2 separate regions of the Homo sapiens genome follow, and region 2 is linked to region 1. The links are chromatin contacts, found by Hi-C or POLR2A ChIA-PET in ENCODE. All regions are on one chromosome and are shown on one strand. The core of a region is the stretch at or near the end of the contact, and the rest is flanking DNA. Distances in the headings are between cores, read along the strand shown. Region 1 overlaps CASC15 (cancer susceptibility 15). Region 2 has its middle 170 kb from the start of LINC03005.

Region 1 (5,251 bases), core at 2,088-4,587:
AGTCATGGTTCAGTGCACTATGCCTTCCTGCTTCTCTGCCTCTTTGTCTTCCTCACCTCTACCTACAGAACTGGCCTTAGCAATGCTGTCGGTTTCCCCAAGGTCTGTCTCAGGCCCAGGGGCCAGGGCTACCTCCTGTTCCTGCTGCTTCTCTTCCTGTACACTTGCCTCCTTCTCTTTTATTGAGTTGTAGAAAATACCAAGTCTCTTTTCAAAAATCTCGTCCTGTGATGCCTCCTTCCTCACAAAGACCTTGCAATCCAGGCCCTTCCGGGCTGTCTGCGTTGTGTGACACTTAACTCGGACATATGTAGACATGCCTTGAGATGTGGGCTGCCATTTATTTATCTAAAATGCCCCTTCCCCTTGCTCTATATTGGGTGAAATATTGTACATTTTGCAAGGTCTTGTTTAAGTGTCAAATTCTCTGAGACTTTCCTAAGCCCCTCCCCCTCCTCTTTTCCATACAGAATCAATTACATCTTCCCTCTGTTCTTCCTTAGCACTCTGTTTATACTTGACTCAAACCCTTCCCACATTGTGTTATACTTTATTTTGTCTCTGTCTCTCCTTGCTGGACTTTGAGGTTCATGAGAACCAGGAAAAGGATATTATTCATCTTTTTTAATTTTAACCTGACATGGAACTCACAATACATCCTTGATATAATAATAATATGTGTTTAATTAATTGATTAATTTGAATTTTAAACTTTTCATAATTCAGAATATCTTAGAATAGATGAACATTTAATACTTTTCTCCCAATTTCCTTATGGACCCAAGAGTAATTATTTTCCTTAGATGGCTATGTACAGTCAAGCATGGCTTTTGTTTCCAGTATAAATTAATTTAAAATACTGTAATTTATGCATTCTCTTCTTTACATTTTGTTCAGTGTGGGGGTTATTACCCTTACCCCTCTAGAGAGCCAATTTACTTATTTTATTTTATTTTTGAGACAGAGGCTTGCTCTGTCATCCAGGCTGGAGTGCAGTGGCTTGATCACAGCTCACTGCAGACTTGACCTCCTGCACTCAAGCAATCCTCCCACCTCAGCCTCCCGAGTAGCTGGCACCACAGGTGTGTGCCACCATGCTTGGCTAATTTTTAAAATTGTTATTGTTTGTAGAGATAGGGGTATCCTTGTGTTGCCCAGGCTGGTCTCAAACTGGGCTCAAGTGGTCCTCCCATCTCAGCTTCCCAAAGTGCTAGGATTACAGGCGTGAGCCACTCTACTTGGCCCAATTTACTTTAATATGAGATTTTTCTAAACCTTAAAGGCTACCAGTGTAATGTTGTCACTTGATTGTCTTCTTGTAGATCCAGACTTTTAAGCAGGAATTAGGAATGTTATCTGTGAAGATTGCTTCTTTTCACTTACTGGTGCTCTACTGAAACAATACTATTTTCCTCCCTTTTCCTGGGTGTTTTGTCTGAGTACATGTGAATGTCAGAGTTATTTTCCCTGCCTTGTCACTGGAATCTGCAGCCAGCCTCCCTGATTGTGAATGCATCCATGCTGTACAGCTGGCGTCTGTTTCCTATTTCTATAGCCGTGAGTCTCTCAGGGCTTTTGTAGAGAGTACGGGTGTTTTATTACATTGCATGTCTTATATGTATGAGAAACTTAAAGGGCTTTGAGGATTTTCTTTTTCGGTATCTAATCTTCTAACAGCTCTCTGAGGTAGGTAGCAGGAAGTGTTATCTCCATTTTGCAGACGTTATAACAGAGGCATAGCACAACTTGATGTAGGCCCCACAGCAAATCAAGGGCTGAGTGGAAAAGGTCTCCCTAGTCTTTCAACCTCCACTTCAATGCACTAGTTGCCAGACAAGTTAATTTTAATTTTTAAAACCTCCATCCATTTTGGTTTTGCATGAAATGTTATTGTCAGCATTCAGGTGGTAGCAGTGCTCCAGTTCTAGTACTACCTTTCCCATCTTCTGCATCCTTCTAGAATCCCTTCTTGCTTGTCACGGTCACACACACTCATAAGTGTGTCTCTCTTTTTATGTGTGTATGTATATATGTAAATAAAGAAAATAAAAATATATACTCTTTCTTTAAAAAGAGTTTCTGTACAACATTAGGTTCTGCAGAGGGGTTGTTTGGTCTGGGGACTATATGCAAATATGAGATTTCTGTATTAGCAGCATATCTGATACTTTCCAACTAGTTTTTTTTTTTTCTTGTCAATCAAACATACTATGTAGATATTAGCTGTAGGCAAGGAAAGATTTAAAAATATAACCGACATGGGCAATATAGTGAGACTCTGTCTCTACAAAAAAAATTAAAAAAATTAGCAGGGTGTGGTGGCACATGCCTGTGGTCTCAGCTACTTGGGAGGCTGATGTGGGAGGATTGCTTAAGCCTGGGAGTTGGAGGCTGCAGTGAGCTGTGATCTCACCACTGCACTCCAGCCTGGGCAACAGAACAAGACCCTGTCTCAAAATAAATTAAAAACATATATATATAACCTATGACAATGGGAAACATAAGAAGTACTATAAAACTGGATATCAGATACTATTAATAAGTGAAATAAATGTTTTTACTCAGGTAATTCCTCTATGTGACTTATGGTATCCTCAAAGTGAGCTCATACTGTAACTTTCACATAACTTTCCGTCAAATGTGAAGATTTTTTTCTTCTCTCAGGGGACAGTTAATGCCTTTTGGTAAATGTAAAACTGTACTGCGAATGTCAGTTCCTGATCAGATTTGCCTGAGTCTCTAAAGGGAACATGACAAGGGGCTTTGTGCCTGCTGTGTAGGGTGTGTGGTAAGGCGTCTTTCTTCCTTGTGGCTGAATTTGGAATGCCCCGCTCTTTCAGTAAGTGCCATTAATTACACTATTGCTCCTAGAGCACTGAACTGCTCAGCAGGGAATTTCTCCCCACTTTCTGGAGTCTCTGGGGCAGTTTCCATTCATTGCTGTGGGTGGTGGTGAGGCACAGGCTCTGCACCAGCCGCCTGGCTGGAATCCGCCTGGAGACCTCTTTGTGATTTCCCTGAGCTGGGAGAGGGGATTTGGAGCACCTGGTGGGGGGATGCAGCTTGCCACCCTCGTCTTCGTCAGCCTCTCCCCTCCACCCCCTGCACTTGGGAGCACCACCCGGCAGCAGTGTTTTTGTGCCTTGAAACCTTTTGGAGCCGCTGGAATGGAGGCCACCCAGAGCTTCTGTGAGCAGCTGTAGCTGCAGATCTCCTATTGGCCAGAGCAGAGAATGTTCTTACTTATCTCCATTGAGCATGGGTGGCCGTGATCCCTCAGGATAATGCAATTTCTCACTGTCTGGAGGTGGAAGCTATTGTCCTGCTCTCCAGCTTGTTGTTTGAAGTCTTTTTGTAAGGCTTCCGGCTTCTGCTGACTCACAGACACACACAGAAAAACTCCCTTACTGGCTTGCTCCCTCCCAAGGCTTTTGAAATGGCTAAGGAGATAACAAACCTCCCCCCTGCAAGGGGGTAATAGCTTAAATAGTAAGTAGAAAGAACTGTTTTGTACATGTCCACAAAGTCTGAGAAACTTCATCTTCCTCTTTCACTGCTCACTCCGTTTCCTTCCTTGTCCCTTACTCCCCTCTTCAAAAGTTTTGGGCTGAGCCACAGGCCTAAATGTGGTTTGCATATGATTTTTACAGAGGCACAATTCACATCTGGGGACTTTTTCAGATTAACAAGTTGAAGGATGCCATCTTTGTTTCCCCTATGGAAAATTGCCATTTCTAATGAACATTTTATGAAGAAGCCTTCTTCACTTACCTCTCCCACTTGTGATAAACTGTAATTAAAATGTATGAAGAACTTGATTCATGGTGTATGCACCTGGGCTCTTTGTGGAGTCTCTCTTAGCAATATGCCGTGAGAACAGACTGGCAGTTGATGGATTTCTAAAGCAGAAAATCAAGCTTATTCACAATAGAAGCTTATAGTTTTAAAAACCACATGGATAAGAGGACTGTAGTTTTGCAAGATTTGGCAATCATCGATGAACCCAGTAGCCACAGTGACCGAGACTGAAAATGTAGAAGGCTAGCTTTCCTTCTTAATTACTTTTAAACTACGTTAGCAAATTCTCAGGGTCAGTGTGATAGTGATAGTTTCAATGCTTGATTATAGTGATTTTTTTTCGCATAATAATTTTCTTATGTTCCCGTAGCGTAACATAGGTCTTTTTATTAATTAAGGAGAAAGAGAAAGATTGTGTAGAAAGCATTCTTATGTGGTAGCATGTGTGAACTTCTTATAATTAGCAACATGTCCTCATTGCGTACTTAGAAAAATCCAGTGATATAAATCCTCTATTTTGTGCAGTCACTATTTACCCAACTAAATCATTTAACTGATAACATTCACACCTTTCTCCATGATATTTTAGAATAATATCAATGTACAAAAATAATCTCTGTCCTTTCATTGTCATCAGTTTATGAAAATACTGCCAAAGAGTTGGAAAACAAAGTTTTCTCATGTTTTACAACACAGCTCCCCTGGGCCACTGGGCCTAATTTGTTCTTACTAATTTTCAAAAGAGACTCCATCCTTTAGCTCCCCAGAAATATACAGGCTGTCCTAAAGAAGCCGCAGCCTGATACAGAAACTCTGCCAACTTCTAGGAAATGGAAGGTTCTGGAAAGTAGATCATTTTTCCCTCTGGTAGGAACAATATAAGTTTTAGACGTGGGTGGGGGGGTGTTGTGTTTGTGTTAGACATATATGTATACAGCTGCTAGTGCAAAAATCACAAACCTTTCAGTTTCCCTAAGGCTTGTCTGCAGCCCTTGTGCCTTGAATGCAGATTGTAATAAATAGAGGCAGTCTCTGGCTGGAAATGCCGGACATCTCTGTTTGAGTTAGAGCTCTTGTTCCAGGCGTCAGGGGATTAAGACAGAGGGTTGTTTTCTAGCTTGCCCTAGAGCCCCTGGGCCTTTGCGGATTGGCGTAGTTGCCTTTCTGTGTGTGCAGAATCTTGCCTCCAGCCTCCCACAGTGTGGGGAGAGAGAATAGGGAGAAGTGAGGGAAGGGAGGTAAATTATTCAACTTCTGCAAAATGTCAGGCACTGTGCTGGGTACTGTACATATATTTCACTGAAAAGTAAGTCTTTTATAAATATGGCAATGTAGAGCTTCAGAGATGGGATTTTGGAGCCAGACCGCCGAAATCAATGATTTTGCCAGGATTCAAATGATAACTTGGCCACTTTCGAGGTATAGGACTACTTGGTGCCTCAGTTTCTCCATT
Region 2 (5,284 bases), core at 2,416-4,915, 860 kb after region 1:
TTATTAAATTTAAGAAGTGCCAAAAACTAATCCTTTTTTTTTCCTATTTCTAACAACTGAAACATATAATCCCATGGTATTTGCACATTATACTTAATTGCAAATGGTTATCAACAGCATAAATCTCACATTAGTATGCTAGCTTCAGTGAGATTTGTTTGTACTTCCCACCTTTAATACTACGGATGGTTTAATACTGAATAATCTTTATATTTCAATACTTTCAGCTGCTTTTTACCTTTTTAGGTTTTCTTATCCAAAGTTTTCCCTGCAGCTTTGTAAGCATAATAAATCTATCGGCCTCCAAAGCCCACCTGACTTGAGACGTGATGGAGTTGGTAGGTTCACCAATTGAGTATAAGACTAAAGATTTCTTTCCTTATTCCTTTTCCAACTTTCTCCCATTGACTAATGTAATTTATATGCATGTGTATTCTGTGAGCATATTCAAACCTGAAATTTATGCTTTTGAAAAAATATAGCAATGATCAGGTTTACCTCTCTGATAACTAAATATATACTCATAATCATCAAACATTGCTAGCTCAATCTGTGCTACGCATATTCCTCCTATTAGGAAGACGTGCAGATGTTTTTGGTTATTAATCAGATACTAGATAAACAAAAAATTATTAGGAGATAGAAAATCAATTAAGTGAAAAGGAGAGTGACATCTATGCCTATGAAAGCAAGTCAGAGTTTCCTTATATGAACATAATAAATACCTAAAATTTTATCTCAACAGTTCTTTTTACCAGTTTTGAAAAAAATCCCAGCAAAATAAGTATATTGCTTAAAAATTTCATTATAAAGACACTGATAAAGGCTTACAAAAATTAAGTATACAGCATATTTTCAAATTAATCTTAACTTATATTAATCTGTTTATGTTTTTATAGAGCATTTTTCTAAGATAGTATGTGTATTAGAGAGAGAGAGAGAGAGAGAGAGTGTGTGTGTGTGTGTGTGTGTGTGTGTGTGTGTATAGTATGTGCTTCAGTAAGAAAAGACAGATGCAAATGTTAGTAGTGTGGTCCAAAACAACAATGTCCAATAATAAGGGATAATTAAGATGACTATTTTTGTTGGGGAAAAAATAATGCAGACATGGTCATCTTACTTGTTATTTATTATTAGATACTGAAGAATGTTTGACTAAACTTGCAAATGAGGGTACTTTGATGGAGTAGACATTTCAACTCACGTTCTTTTTTTTTTTTTTTTTTTGAGACGGAGTCTCGCTCTGTCGCCCAGGCTGGAGTGCAGTGGCGTGATCTCGGCTCACTGCAAGCTCCGCCTCCCTGGTTCACGCCATTCTCCTGCCTCAGCCTCCCGAGTAGCTGGGACTACAGGCGCCTGCCACCACACCCAGCTAATTTTTTTTTTTTGTATTTTTAGTAGAGACAGGGTTTCACCATGTTAGCCAGTATGGTCTCGATCTCCTGACCTCATGATCCTCCTGTCTCAGCCTCCCAAAGTGCTCGGATTACAGGCGTGAGCCACCGCGCCCAGCCTCAACTCACATTTTTAAAAATCTTTTCAAACTACATTGCTTTTGTTGAATAAAGATGTTCAAAACATGTAGGATGGCTTAGTAAAATAGACGTTAATAGAAATGGTCATAAAAGAAAGGTATAAAAAATACACTGCTTTTTTAGCAACCACATAGATCTTTAGCGGATATTTAATTCGTATTTTGGGATAATCTTTACATGAAACAATGATACTCTTTCACAATCTCCACGTCTAATTATAGTACACCTACTTAGATTTTGAATTTGGCAAATATGTCATATTTTGTTGTAAAGCATGCCTTCCTCGATTCTTTTATTTGCTAAGGGTTGGTTCTACTTTTAACAGTAGTTCCCAAGGCTGACTGCATATTAACATCACCCGAGAAGCGTTTACACAAAACGAATGTTTGCACTCCTACACAGAGCTATTGATTCAGAATATCTGAGGGGTGAAACATGGGAATTAGCATTTGAATTAATAATACACACTTTAACTGAAGTAGAATATGCATACAGAAGAATGCAGCCATCTTACATGTGCAGTTTAAGGAATTGTCACAAAGTGAACACACCTGTGTAATCACCACTCAGATTAATAGTATATCACCAGCACGCTAGGAATCCCATTCATTTCCTTTTGCAAATAGCCATTAGTACCTTTGAAAAGTCCCTCAGGGGTTTCTAACATATAGTTAACAATGAGAACCACCGTATTACATGCTAATTGTCTTGTATACCAATCTCTCTATTTTGATGGAGTTGTGAAGAAGAGGAAATAAATCAAACACATACTCTGTGTTGGTGGTTCCACAAGCATTATCTTATTTTATCTTTAAAACAACCATTTAGAATAGTTAGCATTACATCCCTTCAGATAAATGAGGAAGCAGAGGCTGAAAGAAATGACTAATTTGTGAAAGTGGTACCATTGAAATGAGAACACTGGAATGCAAATCCAGGCCAGCTTAGTGGTTAAAAGATCAAAGTGGATCAGGCTGACTTAGGTTTGAATACCAGCTCCACCACTTCCTAAATGTGGGACTTCGCGTCGATGGATTCAGTTTTATTATTAATGAAATGGAGATCATAATGCATTCTAACTCATCTAATTGCCATAAGGATTACATGTAAAGGACTTCAGTGCCTTATAACTATTATTATGGCTAGCATTAGTCTTTTATCTTATATCTGATTCCAGACTTAACTTTTCCCACTGCCTCAAATGGCTTCTTGTAAAAAGCCAAAGTGAAGAAGCCCCGTTTGCAACTTCTTGCCATATCTCTTGGTAATTGGTTGACTTAATTTCTTTGAGGACCATCAGAAGATTGAGTCATATGGAATGGGAGCCAGAGAAAAAGATGATCACAATGTATACACTAATAAAACTAATGTGTCTCCAAATTGCAAAAACACAGGAAAAATGGAATACCTATTATGCCCTTGCCAGATTAACAATTAGGTCCACTGATTTAAATTTAGAAGGACATCATTTGAAGAGATGTCCAGGTATTAAAGAAAAGTATGTTAAAATATTAATTATAAATGAAACTTATCATGCTGCTTTATAAGTTTACATTTCTCTCCTTTAATGGAATGTAGATAGAAATATAAAAATATATGTGAGTGTATATGTATATGTATATACACATATCTTCATAAATAGGTAAACTTATAAATAGGTAAGGGAACCAGGTTAATTAAAATAAATCAAGGGGATTGCCTCTCCTTGTCCCTTGAGACTGAGCTAACCAGTCTACAGGAGCTTTAAAAAGTCAAGTGATACTTAGGTGAGGAAAATAACATTATGTCACTGTTGTCCTTTCAGGTTAGCAAACAAAAGCTGGATACCGCAAATTACATAAGTTTCAGCCAGATATCTTTGCCTGACTAAATTACAATGTTAGGGAATTTCCACTACAGTCCTGGGATGTGCCCTGCCAATACCCTGCTTCCTAATTAGACCTGTTACCTCACTTGACCTACTCTTCCTGCTACTCATATAATTCTATTTAAAAAAAAAAGAAGAAAAAGAAAAGAAATAAATGAGAGTGATTAATGATCTCGTTGGACATGTATTTACCCTTCTACTTTGCAATGTGGGGAGGCAAAGATTAACAGCCTCCTTTAAGATTTCTCCAGCTAGATCAGTCTTGTGCTCTAGGAATTTCATAATTAAAACAATATATTTGTGGAAAGAGCTGTGACTAAGAATCAGCAGAGCTGTTTCACACCTGACTCTGACAGTTAAGTCTGTCAGGTCCTCTGGGTTTCGGCTGCCTCATGTGTAACAATGTTTCTGTTACCTCAGTTTCTCTGTGTGATTTGACTTTGGAAGGTTGAGGACAATATCTAAGAGATGCCACAGGGTTTTGTTCTGTTTATTTGCGGTGGTGTTTGCTTGTCTGTCTTTAAAGCTTTAGGTTTATGTCTATGTTAAAACTGGAATTTCCCAAACAAGCAAGGCAGAGAATGGCCAAATAATCACAAACTCATTGTAATCTTATGGTATCAGTACATCTTAAGGATATCCACTCACATACAGCTATTAGCAAGTTTCAATTCTGATTAAATTCCTCTTAATAGTTGAATGTAGTCAACTTTTTGTGTCTCAATTTTTTATTATTTTAATCTAATAGATTAAATCCTAGAAAACTTTGTTTTAAAATCAAGTATTTACTCTTAAATATGTTTTAATATTTATTAAATATAAAGTCTCACACAGAGCAATTGACTTTATTGAACAGACGTTTACAAGACTAATGGAAACTTCCTATTTGAATTATTCTATGAGATTGTCAGAATAGAATCAAATTGTACTAAACATTAAAATATTCCTCTTTCAAAACCTATGTAATTTTATCTTATCAGTCTATGCCTCAAGGATGTGATGAAGATATAGGGAATCAGAATGGAGGTATGAAAGTTGTGTGGAAAGGATACAGTGGTTTTCAAAATGTAAGGTATTAGTATGTAGTTGCTGCTATTTGAGAAGGATAATTTGACTGATTTCATATAAAATGTACGATAGTAGATGAATGAAGGTTTTAGCGTAATAATAAAGGTTTTAATCGTTTTTAATAAACATAGTTTATTATAGTAACCCTGTTAGGCATATTTTGGACATATTTTAGGATTTAGCCTTGCTTTGCTTTGGTACACTTCAAATACTAAGGTGTCTATCCTCATGTTGAATAAAGGCCAAGTGAATGGTGAGCCATTGGAAAAGCAGATGATTACGCTATTCTTTAGAAGTAGGAAATCTGGCATCAGCTGTCTAAATCGGTGTTTCGCAGAGTTAATTTCATATCACATTAATTCAAACAGGTTTTCTCAACTGTGGTACTCTTGATATTTTTGGCTGGGTAATTCTTGGTTGTATAGGGCCTGTCCTGTGCATTGTAGGATGTTTAGCATCCTGCTACTAGAGGTCAATAACACCTACCCATTTGTGGCAAGAAACAAAGGCATCCAGACATTGCCAAGTGCCCCCTGGAGAAAAAATTACCTTCAGTTAAGAATTACTTTTCTAATGTTTTATCCCCACTAAATGATTTTATGATGAAATTTATATGACAAATTCAGCAATAATATGACTCTCTCTTAAAGATTCACATTTAATATTGGCATGTTAAAGATTCTGAGAATCTTATTGCAAGGACACCGATTTACTCTTGTCTAATTTAACATTTCCCAAATATTTTGATGACAGGATTATCTATATCTTAGTAATAGCCATTTCAGATTTCTATACCATGTTACAAAACACACTG

The links. Hi-C counts contacts between places; a loop is a spot of excess contacts on that map. ChIA-PET counts read pairs that join two places held with the same protein, here RNA polymerase II (POLR2A). Pooled maps may share reads with other maps.
Region 2: a map of GM12878 shows a loop between it and region 1 (2.9-fold over the local background). The contact joins two enhancer-like sites. A Hi-C loop is called at or near these places in 1 of 168 maps with a recorded cell type or tissue (GM12878) and 3 of 50 pooled maps. POLR2A ChIA-PET finds 5 or more read pairs at or near these places in 1 of 52 experiments (PC-9).

Annotation. Positions count from the first base shown.
Region 1 is chr6:22,022,519-22,027,769 of GRCh38, forward strand. All of the region lies in intron 7 of CASC15 (cancer susceptibility 15), which reads left to right. Among named protein-coding and RNA genes, the nearest start is that of NBAT1, 120 kb to the right of the region's middle. RefSeq lists enhancers at 3,423-3,592, 4,608-5,251. Within about 2 kb of position 3,338, at least 12 of the 41 ENCODE cell types and tissues checked have a DNase peak (open chromatin) inside an H3K27ac peak, as active enhancers do.
Region 2 is chr6:22,884,931-22,890,214 of GRCh38, forward strand. No RefSeq gene overlaps it. Among named protein-coding and RNA genes, the nearest start is that of LINC03005, 170 kb to the left of the region's middle. Within about 2 kb of position 3,666, at least 3 of the 41 ENCODE cell types and tissues checked have a DNase peak (open chromatin) inside an H3K27ac peak, as active enhancers do.